Regions from separate parts of the Homo sapiens genome. Here all the other regions are linked to region 3. A link is an interaction called in ENCODE POLR2A ChIA-PET data of the cell type or tissue named here. Cell type or tissue: MCF 10A. All regions are shown on one strand. Links, peaks and the distances in the headings refer to the core of each region. The heading gives the core; the rest is flanking DNA.

Evidence for each region. Peaks named below come from ENCODE experiments on the same cell type or tissue, not always from the same donor. Only the 100,000 strongest peaks of a DNase experiment are listed, where the experiment ranks them.
Region 1: POLR2A ChIA-PET joins it to region 3 with 9 read pairs; 4 of 35 experiments call an interaction of 5 or more read pairs at or near these places.
Region 2: POLR2A ChIA-PET joins it to region 3 with 6 read pairs; 3 of 35 experiments call an interaction of 5 or more read pairs at or near these places.

What each region holds. Positions count from the first base shown.
Region 1 is chrX:110,179,209-110,186,804 of GRCh38, reverse strand. It overlaps a transcript of TMEM164 not described here. Among named protein-coding and RNA genes, the nearest start is that of SNORD96B, 42 kb to the left of the region's middle. In MCF 10A, for the core only: no CTCF peak of the experiment used is centred there; a DNase peak (open chromatin) is centred at 6,074.
Region 2 is chrX:110,226,432-110,234,027 of GRCh38, reverse strand. All of the region lies in intron 2 of AMMECR1 (AMMECR nuclear protein 1), which reads left to right. Among named protein-coding and RNA genes, the nearest start is that of SNORD96B, 5.2 kb to the right of the region's middle. In MCF 10A, for the core only: no CTCF peak of the experiment used is centred there; DNase peaks (open chromatin) are centred at 4,017 and 4,187.
Region 3 is chrX:110,399,116-110,406,711 of GRCh38, reverse strand. The region is part of intron 1 of RTL9 (retrotransposon Gag like 9); the gene reads right to left. It also overlaps a transcript of AMMECR1 not described here. Among named protein-coding and RNA genes, the nearest start is that of RTL9, 44 kb to the right of the region's middle. In MCF 10A, for the core only: no CTCF peak of the experiment used is centred there; a DNase peak (open chromatin) is centred at 4,101.

The sequences.
Region 1 (7,596 bases), core at 1,486-6,485, 220 kb after region 3:
TTTTCTTCTATTAGTTGTATAGTTTTATTCCTTATATTTAGGTCTTTGACTTACTTTGAGCTATTTTGTATGTGTAGTGAGGTAGCAGTCCAACTTCATTCTTTTGCATGTGGTTATCCAATTGTCTCAACACTATTTGTTAATACTATTCTTTCCCCCATTGAATGTTCTTGGAATCCTTGTTGAAAATCAGTTGACCATAGAGGTCTGCGTTTATTTCTCAATCTTATTCCATTGCTCTATATGTCCACCTTTATGCCAGTACCACACTGTTTTGATTACTGTAGCTTTGCAGTGAGTTTTGAGATCAGGAAGTGTAATCCTACTTTGTTTTTCTTTTTCAATACTGTTTTGGCTGTCCAAGGCCCCTTGAGTTTCCTTATGATTTTGAAGATTGGCTTTTCCATTGTTGCAAAAAAAAAAAAGGCCATTGGAATTTTGATAGGGATTGCACTGAAACTGTAGATGGCTTTGGAGACTATTGCCATTTGGATATTTTTTCTAATACATGAAAGCAGGATGCCTTTCCATTTATTTAGACATTTTAAAATTTCTTCCAGCAATATTTTCTAGTTTTCAATGTACAAGTCATTTACCTCCTTGGTTAAATTTATTACTAGGTATTTTGTTATTTTGGATGCTATTATAAAGGAGATTGCTTTTTTTTTTTCATTTTATTTTCAGACTGTTTATTACTGGCATTTAGAAACATAACTGATTTTGTGTGTTGATCTTATATGCTACAATTTTGCTGAACTCATTTACTGGCTCTAGTAGTTGTTGGTGTGTGTATTCTATGGGAATATAGTCATATTATCTGCAAATAGAGATAGTTTTACCTCTTCCTTTCCAATTTGGATGCCTTTTGTTTCTTTCTCTTGCTTAACTGCTCTGGCTAGGACTTTCAATACTATGTTGAATAGCAGAGATAAACATAAACATCCTGGTCTTGTTCCTGATCTTAGGAGAAAAGCTTTCAGTCTTTGTCTATTAGGTATGATGTTAGTTGTGGGTTTTTCGTAAACGCCCCTTTATCATGTTAAGGCATTTGCCTTCTACTCCTAGTTTGCTGAGTGTTTTATTATGAAAGGGTATTAACTTTTGTCAAATGGTTTTTCTGCATATATCGAGATGATCGTGTTCCCACCCCACCCCCTACTTTGTTCTATTACTGCGGTGTACTACATTGGTTGATTTTCTGACATCAAACCACCCTTAAGTTCCTGGAATAAATCCCACTTGGCCGTGGTTTGTTATCCTTTCAAACAACCAACTATTGGTTTCATTGACTCTTTTTCTTCTATTATCTATTTCATTTATCTCTGCTCTAATCTTTATTATTTCATTTCCTCTGCTGGCTTTAGGTTTCGTTTGCTTTTCTTTTTCTAGTCCCTTAAGGTGTAAAGTTAGAGTACTGGTTTCAGATCTTTCTTCTTTTTTAATGTAGGTGTTTACAGCTATAAATTTCCCCCTGGGCACTGCATTCACTGTATCCCATAAGTTGTTGTATGTTGTATTTTCATTCTCATTCATCTAAAAGCATTTTCTAATTCCCCTAGTGATTTCTTCTTTGACACTCATTGGTTCTTTAAGAGTATGTTCTTAATTTCCACACATTTGCAAAATCTCCAGTTTTTCTCATTATTGATTTCTAGCTTTGTTCCATTTGATCAAACATACTTTGTATAATTCCAGCATTTTAAAATGTTTTAAAATAATTGTTTTATGGCCTAATATATGCTCTAACCTGGAGAATATCCCATGTACACTTAAGAAGAATGCGTATTGTGCTGTTGTGGGGTATAGTGTTCTGTATGTTTATTGGATCTAGTTGGTTTACAGTGTTGTTGAACACTATTTCCTTACTGATCTTCTGTCTAGTTGTTCTATCCATTGTTTAATGTGGCATACAGAGGTCTCCAAATATTGTTGTAGAACTGTCTACTATTTGTTTTTAATTCCATCAGTGTTCACTTCATATATTTTGGAGCTCTGTTGTTTGATGCATACTTGTTTATCATTGTTATATCTTCTTTATGAATTAACCCTTTATCAGTAAAAATTTCCTTCTTCATTTTTATGACAATTTTTTACTTAAACTCCATTTTGTCTAATATTAGTGTAACCATCTCAGCTCTCTTGTGGTTACTATTTGGATAGAATATCTATTATTTTAATCCTTTCACTTTTAACCTGTATCTTTGGGTCTAAACTGAGTGTCTTGTCAGTAGCATATAATTGGATCATGTTGTTTTTTAATCCATTCTGCCAATGTCTGTCTTTTAATTGGTGAGCTTAATCCATTTACATTCAAAGTGATTACTGATAATAAAGGACTTGTGCCATTGTGCTGTATATCTTTTTTTGTTCCTCAGTTCCTCCTATACTGCCTTCTTTCGTGTTTGATGTATTTTTTTTTGGTAATATCCACTTTGATTCCCACTTCATTTCCTCTTCTCTCTATTTTAGTTATTTTCTTAGTGGTTATCATGGGGATTATAGCTAACATCCTAAGTTTATAACAATCTAGTATGATCACTCCCATTTTTTTCCTTTTCATTTTAAATATACTTTATTTTTCAGAGAAGTTTTAGGTTCACAGCAAAATTGAGCAAAATGTATAGACAGTTCCCCCATATTTCCTATACACCCATCACACACACAGCCTACCCCACTATCAACATCCTGTATCAGAGTGGCACATTTGTTACAACTGATGAACCTACACTGATACATCATTATCATCCAAAGTCCAAAGTTTACATTAGGGTTCACTTTTGGTATTGTATATTCTATGAGTTTTGACAAATATATAATGAAATGTATCCACCATTATAGTATTACACAGAATAGTAGTCTCATTGCCCTAGAAACCCTCTGTGCTTAGCCCATTCATCTCTGTATCCTCCTAACACCAGGCAACCACTGACCTTGATCACTCCTTTTTAATAATCATAATAGCTAACATTTATTGAGTGCTTACTGTGAAGAACCATGTTATACACTTTTCAATAGCCTTATGAGTTTCCCATTTTACAGAATAAGAATCAAGTTCAAAGAAGTTGTCACTTATCTGAGGCCACGTAGCTGTGAAGTGGCAAAGCCAGGATTCAAAAAAAGTTTGTCAGGCTCCAGAGACTGAGCTTTTTCCCATTCACTGTTGTCTTGATGAGGATGATGATGGTGACAATGGTGGTGGTAATGGTTGTGGTGATGGTAGTGGTGGTATCTAACAAATGTGCTGCCAGGTACTGTGCCAAGTGCCTTATGTGCCTTTTCTATTCAATCCTCACAATAGCCTATGAGGTAGATGCTATCATTATTGCCATTTTGTAGATGAGCAAACTGAGGCTCAGAGGTTAGTTAACAATCTCAAATGCACAGAACCTACTGAGTGGCGGCTAGTGACTACAACTATAATTGAAGATTTTATTTTGACGATCTGCTATCTCTCTTTAGCTCTGAAGATGGCAAAGGTGTAGGACTAGGCCTATCCCTGAAAACTGATTGGTTGGTTTGGTTTTTGAAGTTCAAAATCCAGGGACTTAGCCTTGATATTATTTGGTTCTTTTACAAGCATACATGAGTTCTGACGGCAGTGCTCTCCTATGGGCAAATCTGACTCTGCCCTTGGCTGTCCAGCCTTAGTCATTGTCTTTCTAGTCAGGGGAGGACCGCCCTCAGGCTTCTGGGTACACGACTAGATCTCAGAAATAGCACCCTAATCGGCCTCATCAGCTTTGAAGGAAGCCACTGCAGGAGGGGCCTAAGTAGGCCAACACTTTAACCCAGTTACGTGAGGGCAGCTGTAATCCAGGCTGATCATGTCTTGCTAAGCTCTCTGGGGGAGAAATGTCCAAAAGCGGCTTCCTGTGACCAAGTATCCCTAGATCTCACTATGCAGACACTCCTCTTCCCTTCTGGAAGAGGTTGGCCTAAAGGTTACAAGGGCAGAGCTTAATTTGAGTGACTGCCAGGACTGAGGGGATGTTGGTGGCAATTCCTAACTGCAGTGAAATGCCCATGGCTCAGGGTGCCCTAGGACAAAGTGCTGCTTTTCCTTGAAAGGCTTACTACCTGACTCTTCTTCCACCTTGTTGGAGGAGGTAGGGAAATCATTGTGTTCTTCTGCATGGGCCAGACAGCCACTCACATCAACCCAGGGAGTTCAGGACACATTGGGCTTCACACCCCCACCCCTACTTCTGCCAGCTCACCTCACCTCTGGCAATGACTAGCCCTAGGAGTTCCCCAGGGAAGCAGGCTGAGTTGTCTGGCCAGGCTGCTGTTGGGGAAAGAAAGAAACCAGAGCTATTGGGGCTGGCTGGCCTAGCTTGTCTGACTCCTTCCCTGTCATTTGGCACGGTGGGCTCCCTTATGCAGGTATACTCTGCCTCTTCCCTCTCATGTCCCACAAACCATCTGTCCCAAGAGAGAGCTCAACAAAGTGGGTCCCCTTCTGGTCAAGAAGCAGAAGCCTTGCCTGGCCTGGGTGGATGCTGGCAGGGAAGAAAAAGAGGAGTGTTAGAATGAGGCTGTATGCTAAAAGTCTGTATATTTTTCCAAAAGGGTTTTCTCTAGCAAGAAGATGACTTTCATGGGAGAAGAGGAAGAGGAGTCTAAGTTAACAATTACAGTATTTCATTGACTCTAATATGCCTTAGATTATAAGATGTCTGTTATTTTATATACTGCTGAAAAAAAAAGGTGCTGATTAAACTGTCATGCCACTGATTTTAAGATGCATTCCAATTTTAGTGATGTTAAAATGTGAAAAAAATGTGTCTTAGAGTCCATGAAATAAACTGAGGTATCACCTGTCCTACACACAAACACCCACTCACATACACACCACAGACCGCAACCACACAGGGCACATTAAGGCAGAGTGGGTATGAGTGCAGTCAAAACCCCAGCTAACCTCTGTGCTCTGGGAACAAGCATAGTAACCAAACTGTCTGGAAATAGGAACCCCTTCCACTGGACAGAACTTTATAGAGCCCTCTCACACCCACTGGTCTCACTGGATTCCTCATAGATGTCCTGTGGGGTAAGCTAGACAAGGATATTTACTACTATTTTACAAATGGAGTTCAGGAAAGGTATGACTTTGCCAAGGGCACTCGGGACCTGAAAGGGAAGAACTGGGAGAGCAGGCCCTGCCTGCTCAGTCCTGCTACAATGCTGGTTTGACTACTACAGGACAACAACTATTATTTAGGGAAAGGATAGAGACATAACTACTGAGGTTGTAAATAAGTAACTTTTAACTCCTTTTCCCAACAAAGTTATTTCCAAAACCTCAATATACAAAACAGAATAAAATTGGAGTTGTTCTGGGTGAAGCCAGGGAAAAGGCCAGAGCACCACCCACTCTACTCCGATGCATCCCCCGCTGCCTGAGGTGGCTTCTGAGGCACCTCTCCAGCAACCCTGAGGTGCTGAGGAAGAATCTGTACACCTCTGGAGCAAGGGGGCTTCAACTGTATTGGTAATGTTCTTTTTTAAGCTGAATTTAGGTATTATTCTTGATACCTTTTGGTATATCTTAAATATTTCCTTTTTTAAAAAGGCACTGCTATAGACGGTCAGGTCAAAGAGATGACTCAGAACCGGCCTGGAAACTTGAAAGCAAAAGAAGTTTGCTTTGAATTATGAGCTTGGGTGAGGCCTGGGGACTGAGATTTTTAAAGCTCCCCAGGGGATTAATGAGCAACAAAATCGACAGTCCACTGTACTAGAGGTATCTTGTTAGCGCCGACACGCTAGAAATCTGAGTGTATGTCTTGGAATGCACAGGAAGATCCCTCTGTTCTCAGGGGACAGAATACTAGAGAGCCCAAGGTCTTTCTAAAAATGCAATACTAAAAAGCATGAGCCTCCTGAGTATAGAGAAGGGACAACAGTGGCAGGTTGGCATCACCTGGGCAAGCCCCTTGGATGGAGAAGGGAAGTGTGGAAGGGAGCAGAGAGGCCTGCTGGCTGGAGCAGTGATGGGGCTGAGAATAGGTTGTTGGACAGGAGAACAGCTCTGTGACTCATGCTACTGGCCCTGTTTCCTAGCACAGATGTGTCAAGGAAGCATCCACCCCCACTGCAAAGACCTGCCTCAGTGTGAAATGCAGAGATTACCGGCTGGCTGGGATGCAGGAGTTATTGAAAGTTAGGAAGTCAGCTGTGGAGGGCATCCATTAGCCACAGGAGAAGCCTCTCCCTACTGCCTCCCTGGCTCTTAAACCCCTTTGCCCAGCAGCTCAGACATCCCAGGTGTGCAATTCAGATGCGAGGCAGAGTGCTGACTGTGGGCGGGGCGGGGGGGTTCAGGCAGTAACAGAGTCCTTGACTTTAGACTACATTGGCCTTGCCTGTTGCCAAGGTTAGCAAACCACACATCCTTTGATTAAACCATTGCATTTGTCAGGCTGACATCTGTGTATTTCTGTTCCTCCACTGGCACTGGCAAACCAGGACAAGGGAAAAGCTCATTGGGGGATCAGGTTGTAACCATCTCAAGCTGCTCCCTACCCCTCAGCGGGGTGGATGACACATTCCATGGGCTGGTGGGGCTTTTGCCATGCAGACACCAACTCTGTGTGCCTCCAGGGAAGGAAGGGGTGACCCTGGTGGTGATGAAGAGCTATAAAGGATATGGAAAAGCAGTTGGACACCTTGCCCAGAGGTCCAGGAAAGAGTCAGGTGAACAGTTGCTGTTGGTCTTAGTGCTTTTCCCTCACAATACTGCCTCCTTATCCAGGACACCAACTATATAGAGCCCTGCAGAGAAACAGGATGGGGCCCCTCAGCAAGAAGCTTGAGGTGCCTGGGCAAACAAAGGCATCCCAGCCCCATCCAGGAGAATTCATAGGATGGGCATGGCTTATGTAGCCTAGGGTTCTCCATCAGAGAACAGTGGTGCCTCCTACCATATTTTAGCACTCAGGTGTAAGATCCTTGTTCACGGAGCACTTTCCATGGAATGGGTCCTGTGCCAGGGGCTGGAGGATGAATCAGACCCCACCTGGCCCTCAAGGAGCTTAATGTCTACAGAGGGAGAGAGACCAGTAATGAATCACGTAAGAGGGAGGCAAATGATGGCCAGAGTTAGTACCAGGTGCTGTAGGAGCAAAGTGGACTGGCACCTAACATAGCCTGGGGCTCAGGGAAGACTGCAGAGAGGAGCTAACCTTTGAGTGGAGGCCTTAGGATGAAACGGGAGAGTGGGAAGCTGAGAAAACAGCACAAAGGAAACAAATGGCAAGGACCTGGGAAATGGCGTGGCATGCCAAAGGGGAGTACGATCCCGCTGGAGTGAAGTGTTTCTCTGCATGCTTCTTTTGGGAGTGTGGGGTGGAGGAGATGTAGTTGAAGATGCTTACAAAGCCCAGGGCTTGTATGCTACATGAAAGAGCCTGGGCTTTATATTCTAGAGCCAGTGGCCCAGGGAAGTGATGCAGATCTGCACTGGAAAAGACTGTTGCCTGCAGGAGGGAATACAGACTAGGGTGGGGATGGACATGGTGGTAGGGGCAGATGCACTGCCCAGGGTAGGGATGGCAATGGCCTATGTCATCGTCTTTCTTAGCTCTCTTCCTAAAA
Region 2 (7,596 bases), core at 1,728-6,727, 170 kb after region 3:
CTTCTTTTCCTAATTGAATACCTTTATTTCTTTCTCTTGCCTGATTGCCCTAGCCAGAACTTCCAACACTATGTTGAATAGGAGTGGTGAGAGAGTGCATCCTTGTCTTCTGCCAGTTTTCAAAGGAATGCTTCCAGTTTTTGCCCATTCATTATGATATTGGCTGTGGGTTTGTCATAAATAGCTCTTACTATTTTGAGATACGTTCCATCAATACCTAATTTATTGAGAGTTTTTAGCATGAAGGGTTGTTGAGTTTTGTCGAAGGCCTTTTCTGCATCTTTTGAGATAATCGTGTTTTTTGTCATTGGTTCTGTTTATGTAATGGATTACGTTTATTGATTTGCATATGTTGAACCAGCCTTGCATCTCAGGGATGAAGCCAACTTGGTCGTGGTGGATAAGCTTTTTGATGTGCTACTGGATTCGGTTTGCCAGTATTTTATTGAGGATTTTTGCATTGATGTTCATCAAGGATATTGGTCTAAAATTCTCTTTTTTGTTGCGTCTCTGCCAGGCTTTGGTATCCGGATGATGTTGACCGCATAAGATGAGTTAGGGAGGATTCCCTCTTTTTCTATTGATTGGCATAGTTTCAGAAGGATTGGTACCAGCTCCTCTTTGTACGTCTGGTAGAATTCAGCTGTGAATTCATCTGGTCCTGGACTTTTTTTGGTTGGTAAGCTATTAATTATTGCCTCAATTTCAGAGCCTGTTATTGGTCTATTCAGACATTCAAATTCTTCCTGGTTTAGTCTTGGGAGAGTGTGTGTGTCCAGGAATTTATCCATTTCTTCTAGATTTTCTAGTTAATTTGCATAGAGGTTTTTATAGTATTCTCTGATAGTAGTTTGTATTTCTGTGGGATCGGTGGTGATATCCCCTTGATCATTTCTTCTTGCGTCTATTTGATTCTTCTCTCTCTTCTTATTAGTCTTGCTAGCGGTCTATCAGTTTTGTTGATCTTTTCACAAAACTAGCTCCTGGATTCATTGATTTTTTTGAAGGGGTTTTTTTGTGTGTCTCTCTCTCTTTCAGTTCTGCTCTGATCTTAGTTATTTCTTGCCTTTTGTTAGCTTTTGAATTGGTTTGCTCTTGCTTCTCTAGTTCTTTTTTTTTTTTTTTTTTTTTTTTTTTTGAGACTGAGTCTGGCTCTGTCACCCAGGCTGGAGTGCAATGGCGCGATCTCAGCTCATTGCAAGCTCCGCCTCCCGGGTTCACGCCATTCTCCTGCCTCAGCCTCCCAAGTAGCTGGGACTACAGGCGCCCACCACCATGCCCGGCTAATTTTTTGTATTTTTAGTAGAGATGGGGTTTCACCGTGTTAGCCGGGATGGTCTCGATCTCCTGACCTTGTGATCTGCCCACCTTGGCCTCCCAAAGTGCTGGGATTACAGGCATGAGCCACGGTGCCCAGCTAGTTCTTTTAATTGTGATGTTAGGGTGTCGATTTTAGATCTTTCCTGCTTTCTCTTGTGGGCATTTAGTGCTATAAATTTCCCTCTACACACTGCTTTAAATGTGTCCCAGAGATTCCGGTACGTTGTGTCTTTGTTCTCATTGGTTTCAAAGAACATTTTTATTTCTGCCTTCATTTAGTTATTTACCCAGTAGTCATTCAGGAGCAAGTTGTTCAGTTTCCATGTACTTATGTGGTATTGAGTGAGTTTCTTAATCCTGAGTTCTAGTTTGATTGCACTGTGGTCTGAGAGACAGTTTGTTGTGATTTCTGTTCTTTTACATTTGCTGAGGAGTGCTTTACTTCCAAGTATGTGGTCAGTTTTAGAATAAGTGTGATGTAGTGCTGAGAAGAATGTATATTCTGTTGATTTGGGGTGGAGAGTCCTGTAGATGTCTCTTAGGTCTGCTTGTTGCAGAGTCAAATTCAGGTCCTGGGTATCCTTGTTAACCTTCTGTCTCGTTGATCTGTCAAATATTGACAATGGGGTGTTAAAGTCTCCCATTATTATTGTGTGGGAGTCTAAGTTTCTCTGTGGGTCTCTAAGGACTTCATTTATGAATCTGGGTGCTCCTGTATTGGGTGCATATATATTTAGGATAGTTAGCTCTTCTTGTTGCATTGATCCCTTTACCATTATGTAATGGCCTTTTTTGTCTCTTTTGATCTTTGTTGGTTTAAAATCTGATTTATCAGAGACTAGGATTGCAACCCCTGCTTTTTTTTGCTTTCTGTTTGCTTGGTAGATCTTCCTCCATCCCTTTATTTTGAGCCTGTATGCGTCTTTGCATATGAGATGGGTCTCCTGAATACAGCACACTGATGGGTCTTGACTCTTTATCCAACTTGCCAGTCTGTGTCTTTTAATTGGGGTATTTAGCCCATTTACATTTAAGGTTAATATTGTTATGTGTGAATTTGACCCTGTCATTATGATGTTTGCTGGTTATTTTGCCTGTTAATTGATGCAGTTTCTTCTTAGCATCGATGGTCTTTACAATTTGGCATGTTTTTGCAGTGGCTGGTACCAGTTGTTTCTTTCCACGTTTAGTGCTTCCTTCAGGAGCTCTTGTAAGACAGGCCTGGTGGTGACAAAATCTGTCAGCATTTGCTTATCTGTAAAGGATTTTATTTCTCCTTCACTTATGAAGTTTAGTTTGGCTGGATATGAAATTCTGGGTTGAAAATTCTTTTCTTTAAGAATGTTGAATATTGGCCCCCACTCTCTTCTGTCTTGTAGCGTTTCAGCTGAGAGATCCGCTGTTCCCTTTGTGGGTAACTGGACCTTTCTCTCTGGCTGCCCTTAACACTTTTTGCTTCATTTCAACCTTGGTGAATCTGACAATTATGTGTCTTGGGGTTGCTCTTCTCGAGGAGTATCTTTGTGGCGTTCTCTGTATTTCCTGAATTTGAATGTTGGCCTGCCTTGCTAGGTTGGGGAAGTTCTCCTGGATAATATCCTGAAGCATATTTTCCAACTTGGTTCCATTCTCCCCATCACTTTCAGGTACACCAATCACACGTAGATTTGGTCTTTTGACATAGTCCCATATTTCTTGGAGGCTTTGTTTGTTTCTTACTTTTTTATCTCTAACCTTGTCTTCTCGCTTTACTTCATTAATTTGATCTTCAATCACTGATACCCTTTCTTCCACTTGATTGAATCGGCTCTTGAAGCTTGAGCATGTGTCACGAAGTTCTCGTGCCATGGTTTTCAGCTCCATCATGTCACTTAAGGTCTTCTCTACACTGTTTATTCTAGTTAGCCATTTGTCTAATCTTTTTTCAAGGTTTTTAGCTTCCTTGCGATGAGTTTGAACATCCTCCTTCAGCTCGTAGAAGTTTGTTGTTACCGACCTTCTGAAGCCTACTTCTGTCAACTCGTCAAAGTCATTCTCCGTCCCACTTTGTTCCGTTGCTGGTGAGGAGCTGTGACCCTTTGGAGGAGAAGAGGTGCTCTCATTTTTAGAATTTTCAGCTTTTCTGCTCTGGTTTCTCCCCATCTTTGTGGTTTTATCTATCTTTGGTCTTTGATGTTGGTGACCTGTAGATGTGGTTTTGGTGTAGATGACCTTTTTGCTGATGTTGATGCTATTCCTTTCTGTTTGTTAGTTTTCCTTCTAACAGTCAGGTCCCTCAGCTTCAGGTCTGTTGGAGTTTGCTGGAGTTCCACTCCAGACCCTGTTTGCCTGGGTATCACCAGCGGAGGCTACAGAACAGCAAATATTGCAGAACAGCAAATATTGCTGCGTGATACTTCCTCTGGAAGCTTCGTCCCAGAGGGGCAGCTGCATATATGAGGTATCTGTTGGACCCTACTGGGAGGTGTCTCCCAGTTAGGCTACACGGGGGTCAGGGACCCACTTGAAGAGGCAGTCTGTCTGTTCTCAGATCTCAAACGCTGTGTTGGGAGAACCACTGCTCTCTTCAGAGCTGTCAGACAGGGATGTTTAAGTCTGCAGAAGTTGTCTGCTGCCTTTTCTTCAGCTGTGCCCTGCCCACAGAGGTGGAGTCTAGAGGCAGTAGGCGTTGTTGAGCTGAGGTGGGCTCCGCCCAGTTCGAGCTTCCTGGCTGCTTTGTTTACCTACTCAAGCCTCAGCAATGGCGGATACCCCTCCCCCAGCCAGGCTGCCGCCTCGCAGATGCATCTCAGACTGCTGTGCTAGCAGTAAGCAAGGCTCCGTGGGCGTGGGAGCTGCCGAGCCAGGCACGGGAGAGAATCACCTTGTCTGCCGGTTGCTAAGACCTTGGTAAAAGCATAGTATTTGGGCAGGGAGTGTCCCGCTTTTCCAGGTAGTCTGTCACGGCTTCCCTTGGCTAGGAAAGGGAAATCCCCCAACACCTTGCGCTTCCCGGGTGAGTCAACGCCCCGCCCTGCTTCAGCTCGCCCTCCGTGGGCTGTTCCCACTGTCCAACCAGTCCGAATGAGATGAACCAGGTACCTCAGTTGGAAATGCAGAAATCATCCACCTTCTGCATTGGTCATGCTGGGAGCTGCAGACTGGAGCTGTTCCTGTTCGGCCATCTTGGCAACTCCCATTGCCCTTTTTTCATCCTCAAATGAAGCTATTTCCTTTCTGTATCTATTGTGGTGTTCCTAATATGTAGCATAGTACAGAATCAGCAATTGCCACTATTTCAGCAGCACATTTTGAAGCTTTTCCAACATATTTTATTACCCCATGTGCTTATCTCATGGAAACAAAAGTAAAGTAGGACCTTTTCAATGGGAGAATTAAATAACTTTTAAGGGTAATAGAATGGAAACCTATACAAGTAAAATTTTTCTTTGAAAACTAGGTTCTTAAGATATGACCAGACAAGAGATGAAGAGTTAAAATGTCCTTTTCTGTTTTATCAGGCTAATTTTAAAAATGTTTGTTGAAAGGAGTAAAGTAAAACCTGTTCCAAGTTGAGATTGGAAAGTAGGTTTGCTTAACGTATGAGACTTTAGCAGTACATCAAGAATCACATATTTGACCTGAACTGAATCTACCCATGTCATTGTGCTATTTACTTGAAAACGAATGTTGAGATTATCTTGCCCTGAACAATTTTGTAGTTATACACGCACAACCAGAACATACAGTTGCTTTTACAATAGGGACAGATTCTCTATTTAGAGTTTGATAAAAGAGAACCAAATACTCTATTTTAAAAATGTATAGCCTTTCCCTTGAATAATCCTTTATGTAGCTCAGCAGCTAAGTAGAAATGATGGGACAGAATGGATGAACTGCGAGGTGAGACCAGCCCCTACTAGGAGCGTATAAGCAAGATGAGGAGGGAGTGGAGTGGATAAGAAACGCAGAGGAAGACAATAGTTAAGACTGCATTCTCCACACACACATAGTGTTGGTGCTCCGCTGCTCCCCCACCCTTATCTGCTTAATTTATAAGTTCTGCTTGGCTTCATCATGCTGACACGTGCCAGGTGCCTGTCAGTGCTGAGTTATGTTGGGCAGCTCACTGTTTCACTGTTTTAGCTATTCCCTGGTGCCCTAGGCATCATTTTCCTCTTTGCATCTTGAACATCTGCTCTGGAGTGTTATTGGATTATGTGAAAGAATGATGGAAAGATCAGTGAATTGGGGAAGTCAGGAGATGTCACTGATTTCTAAGTAGTTTTGTGACTTTGGGCATGCAGCTTTTTGCTCTTAGTTATCCCCAAAATCAAATGAAGGATGTAGACTAGATGATCTCTAAGCGCTTCTAGCTGACATTTGCTTGACCCCATGACTTTAGGGGGCCTTGTTCTTGGAGGACACCTATTATGATTTCTAATATAATGTAGTATTAGCTTTGTCTATTTCATGGGGCTGTTTTGAGTTTCAGCTAGGATAAAAGATGTGAAGATGCTTTGGAAACTATTAAGAATCATATAAAACAAAAATGATACGAGTAGTTTAAAAGATTCTTTCCTCCAAAGATACCATATAGTGATAAAAATTAAAGTAATTCCATTTAAATGAATGTGAGGCCAATTACAGAGGCCATAAGAACAGACATGCAGTTATACTTACCATAGAGAAATATGCCATTTAAAAGCACACAGATCAAGGAATGATTCAATAAACATTGATTGATTGGTTAGGCAGCTAGGCTTTGGGGATGAGGTATTCTACTTTTCTTCCTGATCCCCCTTGTGCTTGTCAAGTTTGAAAGAAACAGGCAGTGGATCATGTTCTTTTCTCTGTCACTATCACCCATCCACTCCACGAAAGTTAGAATAGAACATTAAAACCTGTACAGAAGGGAATGGGTCATCTTGACCCAATAGCAGAGTATGAGAACATGAGGCCGCCTTGCATACTGGCTTGTCAGACTTGGCCTCGCCAGCACTAGGTAGCAGTGAAGGCAGCTGCCGTATGCCTTTGTCTTTGTGGTCCTCTTCTCTTCCTCCACCCCCATTCTGTTCTTTCATGTCCTTCTTGTGACCTTTTACTATTCTTTCTTCCTTACCTTACTAGAGTAGAAAAGAGGAGCGCATACAAAAGGTGGGGAAAAGGAAGAAGAGAAAGGAAAATAAAGATTAAAAACTTTACAATGAGGTAGTGGGGAAGGTTGGGCTCCTCTCTTTCTCTTTCTCCTTCTCAGTATGACGGACTTGATAATTTTACTTTGTACCTCATCTTTAAGTTTGACTTCATTCTTTTCTTTAGTTACCTTTAGTCCCCGATCAGTGACATATGCAGAAAATTATAAACAGGCCGCATGATAGGAACCAGTATCCTGCCTCTCAGCAGACTTGTATCATCTAGGACTGGCAGTAGTTTTAGAAAGGACAGCTGAACCAGCCTGACATGACACATAAGTTAGAGTGACAACACATGTTTTGCAGTTTATAGAGTTCAATTAATAGATTTGATTGCCATGGAAAGAGGGAAGGAAAAGAATTGCATGACTCGTGTACTGAGTATGAGAGAGCTTATTCATACAGGTTGGAAAAGCAAAATTAAAAAATCAGAAACAGGCCCACCAGCCTAGATATGTCCAAAACTAGTACTTTGGTAACCTATTATGACTTCCAGCAGATTAAGTTTCAAACTGTGGAAAGGGCTTCGGAATAAGGGAAGGCTTAGCATCCCACTAATAAGGCTTATTAAGTTTAGATAAAACAGATGTTTTTCAATGGTAGCAGCTCTGAGTCACCAAGATCAAAATGGAGAAAGAAGAGAACAAAAACAAGCTAACACTTTCATTAAAAAGGTACTATTTTTCTTAGGCATTTTCAGAACCTGCTCACATTTATACTTAATACTTTCAGTTAAATCCTATGAACGGAAGCATTAATTGGGGAAAAATTCCTTAATACTGATTAAATGTATATACATTTATGTTGATTTGCTGACATTCTGAAAGTGGTACTATGAAAAGAGAATGGGATTTAGAGGCAGGCGGTCCTAATTTCATATGTCAGCTCTCTTACCTGTTTTTGTTTCTTTGTTTTTGTTTTTGTTTTGAGATGGAGTCTCACTTTGTTGCCTGGGCTGGAGTGCAGTGGCGCAATCTCAACTCACTGCAACCTCCACCTCCTGGGTTCAAGTGATTCTCCTACCTCAGCCTCCTGAGTAGCTGGGATTACAGGCATCCACCACCATGCCCGGCTAATTTTTTTTGTATTTTTAGTAGAGATG
Region 3 (7,596 bases), core at 1,419-6,418:
TGTAAATTAGTTCAAATATCGTGGAAGACACTGGAGATTCTTCAAGGATCTAGAACTAGAAATACCATTTGACCCAGCGATCCCATTACTGGGCATATACACAAAGGATTACAAATCATGCTGCTATAAAGACACATGCCCACCTATGTTTATTGCGGCACTATTCACAATAGCAAAGACTTGGAACCAACCCAAATGTCCATCAATGATAGACTGGATAAAGAAAATGTGGCACACATACACCATGGAATATTATGCAGCCATAAAAAAGAATGAGTTCACGTCCTTTGCAGGGACATGGATGAAGCTGGAAACCATCATTCTCAGCAAACTATCGCAAGATCAGAAAACCAAACACCGCATGTCCTCACTCATAAGTGGGAGTTGAACAATGAGAACACATGGAAGCAGAGAGGGGAACATCACACACCGGGGCCTGTGGGGCGTGGGGGGCTAGGGGAGGGATAGCATTAGGAGAAATACCTAATGTAGGTGACGGGTAGATGGGTGCAGCAAACCACCATGGCACTTGTATACCTAAGTAACCAAACTGCAAGTTCTGCACATGTAACACAGAACTTGAAGAAAAAAAAAAAACCACTTTCCAGAACCTTCCTTGAAGAACTTACTATCCAATTTGGGGAGTCGGGGGTGGAGGTGGAGAGAAAAGAACAAATCTCTAAACAAAGCAATAGAAAGCCCTTCAGCTAGGGTTTTCAGAGTAGGCTAACATCCTTTTCATTGCTGTAATTACAGTCTCATAAAATTAAGCAGACCAGATGTTCTGTGATTTGGTAAAAGAGAAAATATAGTCAAGCTTATTAAAGAGACTGTTTGACTTTACAAGGACTTGCACACCATGGTTCAGAACCAGGTGTTGGTGTCAGGTGGATCTGCGTTTAAGTTCTGGCTCCTCCACTTACTAGCTGGGTGACCTTGCCCAGGTTGTCTAACTTCTTTGGGCCCGTTTCCTCCTATGGAAATTGAGGGTAATAGCAATACCTTTTTGGAAGGATCATAGTGAAGATTAATAGAGATACCTTATATAAAACACTTAGCATAGAGCCTACCACACAGTTAATGTTCCCTTAAAAAGCAGCTTATTATAATTATTAAAAGAGAGAGAATGACTATTGCTAGCATTTGCCAAGGACATCTGGAAACTCTGAAAGAAAATTTCAGCCTCTTCTATTAGCAGTGGGGACAGGTTTCCCTCCCTTCTGGAGCACTAACATTCTTGGAGAAACAGCCAGCTGGATATGGTAAGATGGTGAGGTAAACAAAGTGTTTCTCCAAAAGTTCCATACCTTCTCCTCCCAGGTTAATTTGGCTTTTACGCTGCTACCCATTTGCTCAGAAGGGGCTCCTTTCAGCCATTGAGGCCCTCTCTGGGAGCTCTTGGTTATCCAATTTTAATGTTCCCCTCTTTACAAGCTCCCTTTGCAATTTGGCATTCTACATCTTCTTCCCTGAGGGATAACAACACAAGAAAGGATAGAAAAATTGCAACGTGACCTTTTTAAAAAGAATGACCTGTATGCAAAATCCCAACAGCACCTCTTAGAAAATACATTTACACAAAACCCCATGAAAGGCTCTGACTCATGCTTGGGGGGGGGGGGGACACAACAAGCACACCTGAATATATTTTTCGAATTTAACTGACAAAAGCGTATCTCTGAATCTCCATCACAGTATGTATAGTTTCCACCCCAAAAGTAAACACTTTAGGCTATTAGGAGAAATGACAATGGCCGTTTCAACAGAATGCGGATGACAGAATTTGCTTCCGAAAATGCTACTATGTGTATTTTCTTGTTTCCTGGTTATTAATATAACACATTTTGCCTCTGAGTGAAATGTTTTTACTTATGCCAAGAAAAATCGTGAGTTACAGGAAGTCTAACAGGCTTAATTAGTGAGTTTAACTTAATCCGGTGATTTTCAGCAACCCTGACAGAGTCAGGTTCACTCCCTGAATTTAATGGGAAGTGGTCAGAAATGGCCTTTAGCAACCTTATGAGAGAAAAGGCACATGATGCGCACAAACAAGGCCGGTTCTCCCAAGGTAAAAATAATAGGCTGAGGTACCGTAATTATCAACAGTGGTTTTTGTATACAGGTGCCTACTGCATGTGTTACCTGTTGCTTTCAGCTTTCGTAATTACAGTTTCTTATGATCAGACAGTGCTATTTTCCCTTCCTATTACCAACCAGCATGCTCAGGTGAAAGTTGTTCATGCCCCTGGAGTTTGTCCTGCGAGTGTATTTTTAAAGGCAAAGCTTCTTAGCCCAGCCAAATGAAACTGATCGGAAAAGCACCATAGAAACCAGAGGCCTATTATGTGTAATAGCTGGGCTCTTTGCAGCCCTATCCTAAGCACTAGGCCACAATTTCGGAAGGAAAGAACCTGTAAAGACTTCAGAAGACAGCAATGAAGACGATTAAGGGATTGGAAAAGAGGATCTAGGGGAAAAGGTTAAAGGTATTAGGATTATAAGGACGATTTAGCCTCAAGAGGAAAAAAAATGAAGGAGCCTGACCAACTGTTCTTCCTCGCTATTGATGGCACAGAATAAACGAATGGTAGCATGACGTACTTTAGTTTAGATGTAAGAAAGAACATGACAACAAGTCTCCGGAATCACTAAAGACTGTTCGTTCTTCATTCCTAAAACATTAGTCGAGCTTCCACCCCATGCTGGACTGTGTGCTGAGCACTGGAGAAGAAGTTCACAGGCTAATGAGGGAGACATGCCAAACAGATCATTATAAGACAGTGGGAGGCTTAGTATAATTGAAGGAATTCAGAATGCTTTGGACTTTTAAAAGGCGATTGGGTGTATACAGCACATATATATCACCTCCAGTGGGGTCTGAGGCAGTACCCAGTAATCAAGTACATTGATATTTCTGGAGCAAAAACACATGAATATTCACACAGGGTGTGAAAAATAAAGACTATAAATAACCTCATGTCAGTTCAAGTTGCGCTGCCAAATGAGTTTGTCATAAACGTACAAAGGCTCTCAGTTTCCAGAGCTTTTGGGGTTTTGGAATGATAGCTATGAGGCTATGAGTCTGGGTAAGGGGAGTCTGGCCAAGCACCAAGACCTGGGAATGACAGGGAGCTTCAGAATGTGGGCAGAGCCTGTGTCTCTAATGTGCCCCAATTCTGCTGCCCTGGTATCATGGACGTGTTTGGAGAAGGATCCGGGCATGTGCATGTGTGTGCGCGCATGCGTGTGTGTGTGTCTGTCTGTCTGTCTGTGTGTGTCTGTGTATACAGCAGGAGGAAGCTCCTTGCTGCTCCTCAGGTCAAGTCCACTTTCAGTGGCTCCTAGCAACATACTTTGAAGGAATGAGGTCTTTATTAACCAAATAATCAGTAAATGGGTTTTGTTATTGTTTTCAAATTATTTAGCTCCATAGTACCTATGAATATGCCCACAAATTTTGTAGAATAAGCATCCTCTGTGAGGTTTGCAATGTGTGGTAGAATCCCTGGGGCTGGGGGGTGTCACATCTCTGGCCTTCCTTTTTCAGCTGTGTTCTGTGAAGAACAGGGGCAGGGAAAGCCTGGCCTCTCAACTCCCTCTCTCATACCTACTCCCAAGGATGGCAGGGCCTGCCTAGCAAGTGATAAAGAAAGCTGAAAAGCCTACAGGGAGGGGCACCTGAGCTTCTGCTTATCTGGATTGGGGAACACCCAATTATCCTCTACCAGCCAAGCAGCTTCACGTAGGGGCTAACCTCCCTTAAAGGGGAACACCCAGTGAACCCTGTCACACCCTCAGAAGTTGTTTGCTTCCTGAAGAAAAGGGGGCAGTCCTTGAGTTCATTCTTCTGTTCCTAATCATGAAAGGAGACACCCCCCTTTCAGGACCTATTTTCTTTTGTCACTTACCCCCAACCATCACCTACACCTAAGCTCAAAAAATAACTAAAGCCCTCTTTTTGTCTTTAGACCTCCCTCCAAAAGCATGTCCTTCTCTCTGGACTGGTCCTCCTCTCCACCCTCTGGGAATCCAAGCCCACATCATTTCAGGATGAGATCAGCCTCCAGCCACTCCCTCTGAGGCCTGGCTTCCCAACCTTGGTGATTCCAAAGCACACATCTGTTGCAACACACAGGGCTCGCCCCTAGGCAAAATGGAGCCGGGGACACAGCTCTCAGTCAGCTGAGCTCCCACACTCACATACCCCATCCATGCTAGCACAGCCTTCCTCTTCCGTGGGGAGTAGGCTCCCTGGAACCCTTCCGTCTCCTCTCCCTGACAGGAAAGGCTCTGATCAAGGAATTTGCACTCAGATATAAATAATAACCCTGCCTTACCAAGGCAACCCTGACAGACAAACCTTGCAATTTGACTCAAAGGAATTGTATGCCGACCATGACGGTTTCTGGCATCACTCATAGGCAAAAAACAAATATTTATAGGCAAGGTGAGCCTTCTTCATGCTCATCAGATTATGATGTAGGGCTGCCAAGGCAGCTCTTGTCTTCTTGATCTAAGATAGACCATAGCAACATTCCTCAGAGCAAGGGACTCTGTTTCACTCTGTTTTCCGATTCAAATCAGGTCATGCAGTTTGATATCAAGAGAGATTATCTGAAATTGGGATTGACCTGGAAAGTGTGGGACAGAGGGTTGCCAAAGGTTGAGCGTACTGGTGGGAGGGAGTTGGGAAAGGAAAGGGAGACTTTGAAGAAAGAGACTTGTTGGTGAGAAGAGGAAAAGAGAAACAAGGAAGCGAAGAGAGACCTGGATGGTTATGGGGGTGAGGCAGAAGACTACTAAAAATTGATTTAAGGGAACAGTTAACATTTTTACATGCTTATTTTGTACTGGACACCGTAAGTGTGTTATCTCATGTCATCCTCACAACACGTCTAGGAGATGAGAACTATTATTAGATCCATTTTACAGGGGAGGAAACGAAGGCTCACTGAGATTAACTGTGGGAAATCATGCAATCAGTGAATGGCAGAGCCAAGATTCAAATGCTTATTGATCTGACTCCAGGGCCCTCAGCCATCTGAGAAAGGGGCCAAACACCCTTTGGTTGTAGGAGAAGCCTCCATGGTGTATCTTGATAGAGGCCCCCAGACAACCCCTTCCCCTTACCACAACACAGAAACACCTACATGCCTCCCGTGGGAGCTACCTGCTCCTAAGCTAAAGATTGCTTTCTGGGAAGGCACCAATAAATATAATATGTGCTCTGGAAAAGGTTAGGTTAAGGCAGTTTACCTTCAGAAAACACAAACCAGAGGTCAAGGTCTTAGAGGAGTTAGGAAGGAGAAGCTCTCAGCAGGATGGGCTGCCTGTAGGAGCCATAGTAGGTGTTGCAGCATGTAGGTGGCACTGTAGTACTGAGTCCCCGAGACACACTGGGAGTCTGAAGACACTAAAGACAAACTTGGCTTATTTCACCATTTTGCCCAGAGCTGACTCTGCTCACCATACACACAAGCGAGGGAAGAGTGCACAGTGCAAGGGAGCTGATGCAGGTATTGGAGCCTACGTTCAAATCCTAGCTTTGCAGCCTACTTGCTATGTATCTTTGTTACTCCTCTGAATGTGGCAAGTCACTGGTCTGAATTTTCCACTTTCATCTGTAAAACGAGGATGAAAATAAAAACATCGACTTGAGACGTGAGATTGTTTGTGTAAATGGTTCAGCACAATGTCTGGCACTTAAAAGAAATTCATTAAATATCATGTCCACCTACCCTGCTCTCACCACCTCTTGGAAGAAAAGGGAGTCCAAATTTAAAAGCCCTGGAAGTAGCCTCTAAAGATGACGAAGAACTGGGAGCATTCATTGATTCATTTACCACATAAGCCCTGAATCCCTCTTTTGTTCCCTAGAGACTCAGACATAAATAAAATAGTCCCTGTTCTCAAGGGGCTCACATTCAAGTGGGCAAAGATCCAACAAACTCTTGCCATAAAATATAAAACATTATAATAGAGATAAATTCAGGAGGGCCATGAGGGTACCTAAGGGCACTGAGAAAGCTTCACAGAGAAAATATTTGCGAGACAAGCAGCAATTGTTAGGCAGACAAGGAAAGAGAGTGTATTCCAAGTAAAGGGAATAGCATATGTTAAGGAACAAAACATGACAGATTTAAGTGGAGCTGGAACATCAGTTCAGAATGTAGTGAGGACTGGTGAGAGATTACACTGTAGGAGGAGTCAGAAGAGGTAGGGTATTACTGAGCGACACTTCTGAGCAGAGAAAAGATGCTATTCAAAATTTATGATAACCAATATGGCATGGGCATTAACCAGTTAGAAAGGACTCAGAACAATACGGAAAGCCATATTGGGGCCTCTAAGGAAGGGATTCCTTATATTTAGAATAGTTTTGGCAACTGAAGTGAATATAGGTAGATAAATAATGGATTGGCTATCACTGAGGCTTCCATGTTGTTTGAACATTTAGCCTGGCAGGAACAGTAATATCTGGCATACAAGATATCTACTCAGTGGCACATAATACTATTTTGCAGAAACAATTTTAGAAATTGCACCCAAATGTGTGTGTAAGAGATTATTTACTGCGCTGCCAAAACTTGGGTATCTATTCAGTAGAATGTCAGGGAGGAAGATTACAGCATCTCAGTAGTCCTCTAAGCACACAGAGCACAGCCACACACATAACATGTCCCTAATCAATGTTGAATTGCTATAATGAAGTCGGTTGAATTGAATGTCTTTCCGTTGAAATGTGATCCCTGTCAATTTCTTTAAAATGTTGTATCTCATAATTCTAATTAACTCACCTCTTCCCCTTATCTTATTCATTGCCTTCGCTAATAATGTCAGATATTCTTAGGATAGAGAAGGAACATTTTTTAATTATCTTCGAACTCCATAGAACTCCCTCTTAGTTAATTATCTTCTTATTCTCCCTGACTCATCCATGGTCATCCCACACTATAGTCTTATGCTAGCATGGGTTTTATTGTCTGACCTGTTGTTTTTCTGAGCCTCCCAAGTGAGAGAATCAGTAATGCAGGCTAGCCGCACAATGAGATTATATTAATCATTTATTTGTAAGTGAACCAGGTCGCCTTTCACATCAGCTCTCCTAACATGTCAATTTGTATCACATCTAATATGAGACAGCCCGAAAAAATCAGTTCCATCTAAGTAAGGAACTGTGAACAAATCTTTTTAAGAAAATTAGTAAGAACAAAAATGATTTTTTCACTCCAGTTTAGTCTTAATCAAAGCAGTGGGACCAGGGTCATCTCCACCTGCTGTGAGCGCAAATTCAACATTGTGTTTGCAGGAAGTGAGACCACAGGGTTTAGGCTTTGGAGCCAGACCAGCGTAGGTTTAAATTCCAGTTTTACCACTTGCTCACTGTGGACCTTAGGTAAGTTTTTAAAATTCACTGAGCCTAGGCTTCTGCATTTCTAAGTTTGGGGTTGAATGTGCCTACCTTGAAGGGTTGTTCTGAGAATTAAAAGTAAGGTACAGAAAGTGGAATGTGCTTAGGAGAGTGCCTGGCAGTGAGTAGACACTCATTATGTGATACACTGTATTATATTATTGTTGTTATTGTGAGTCCATTGT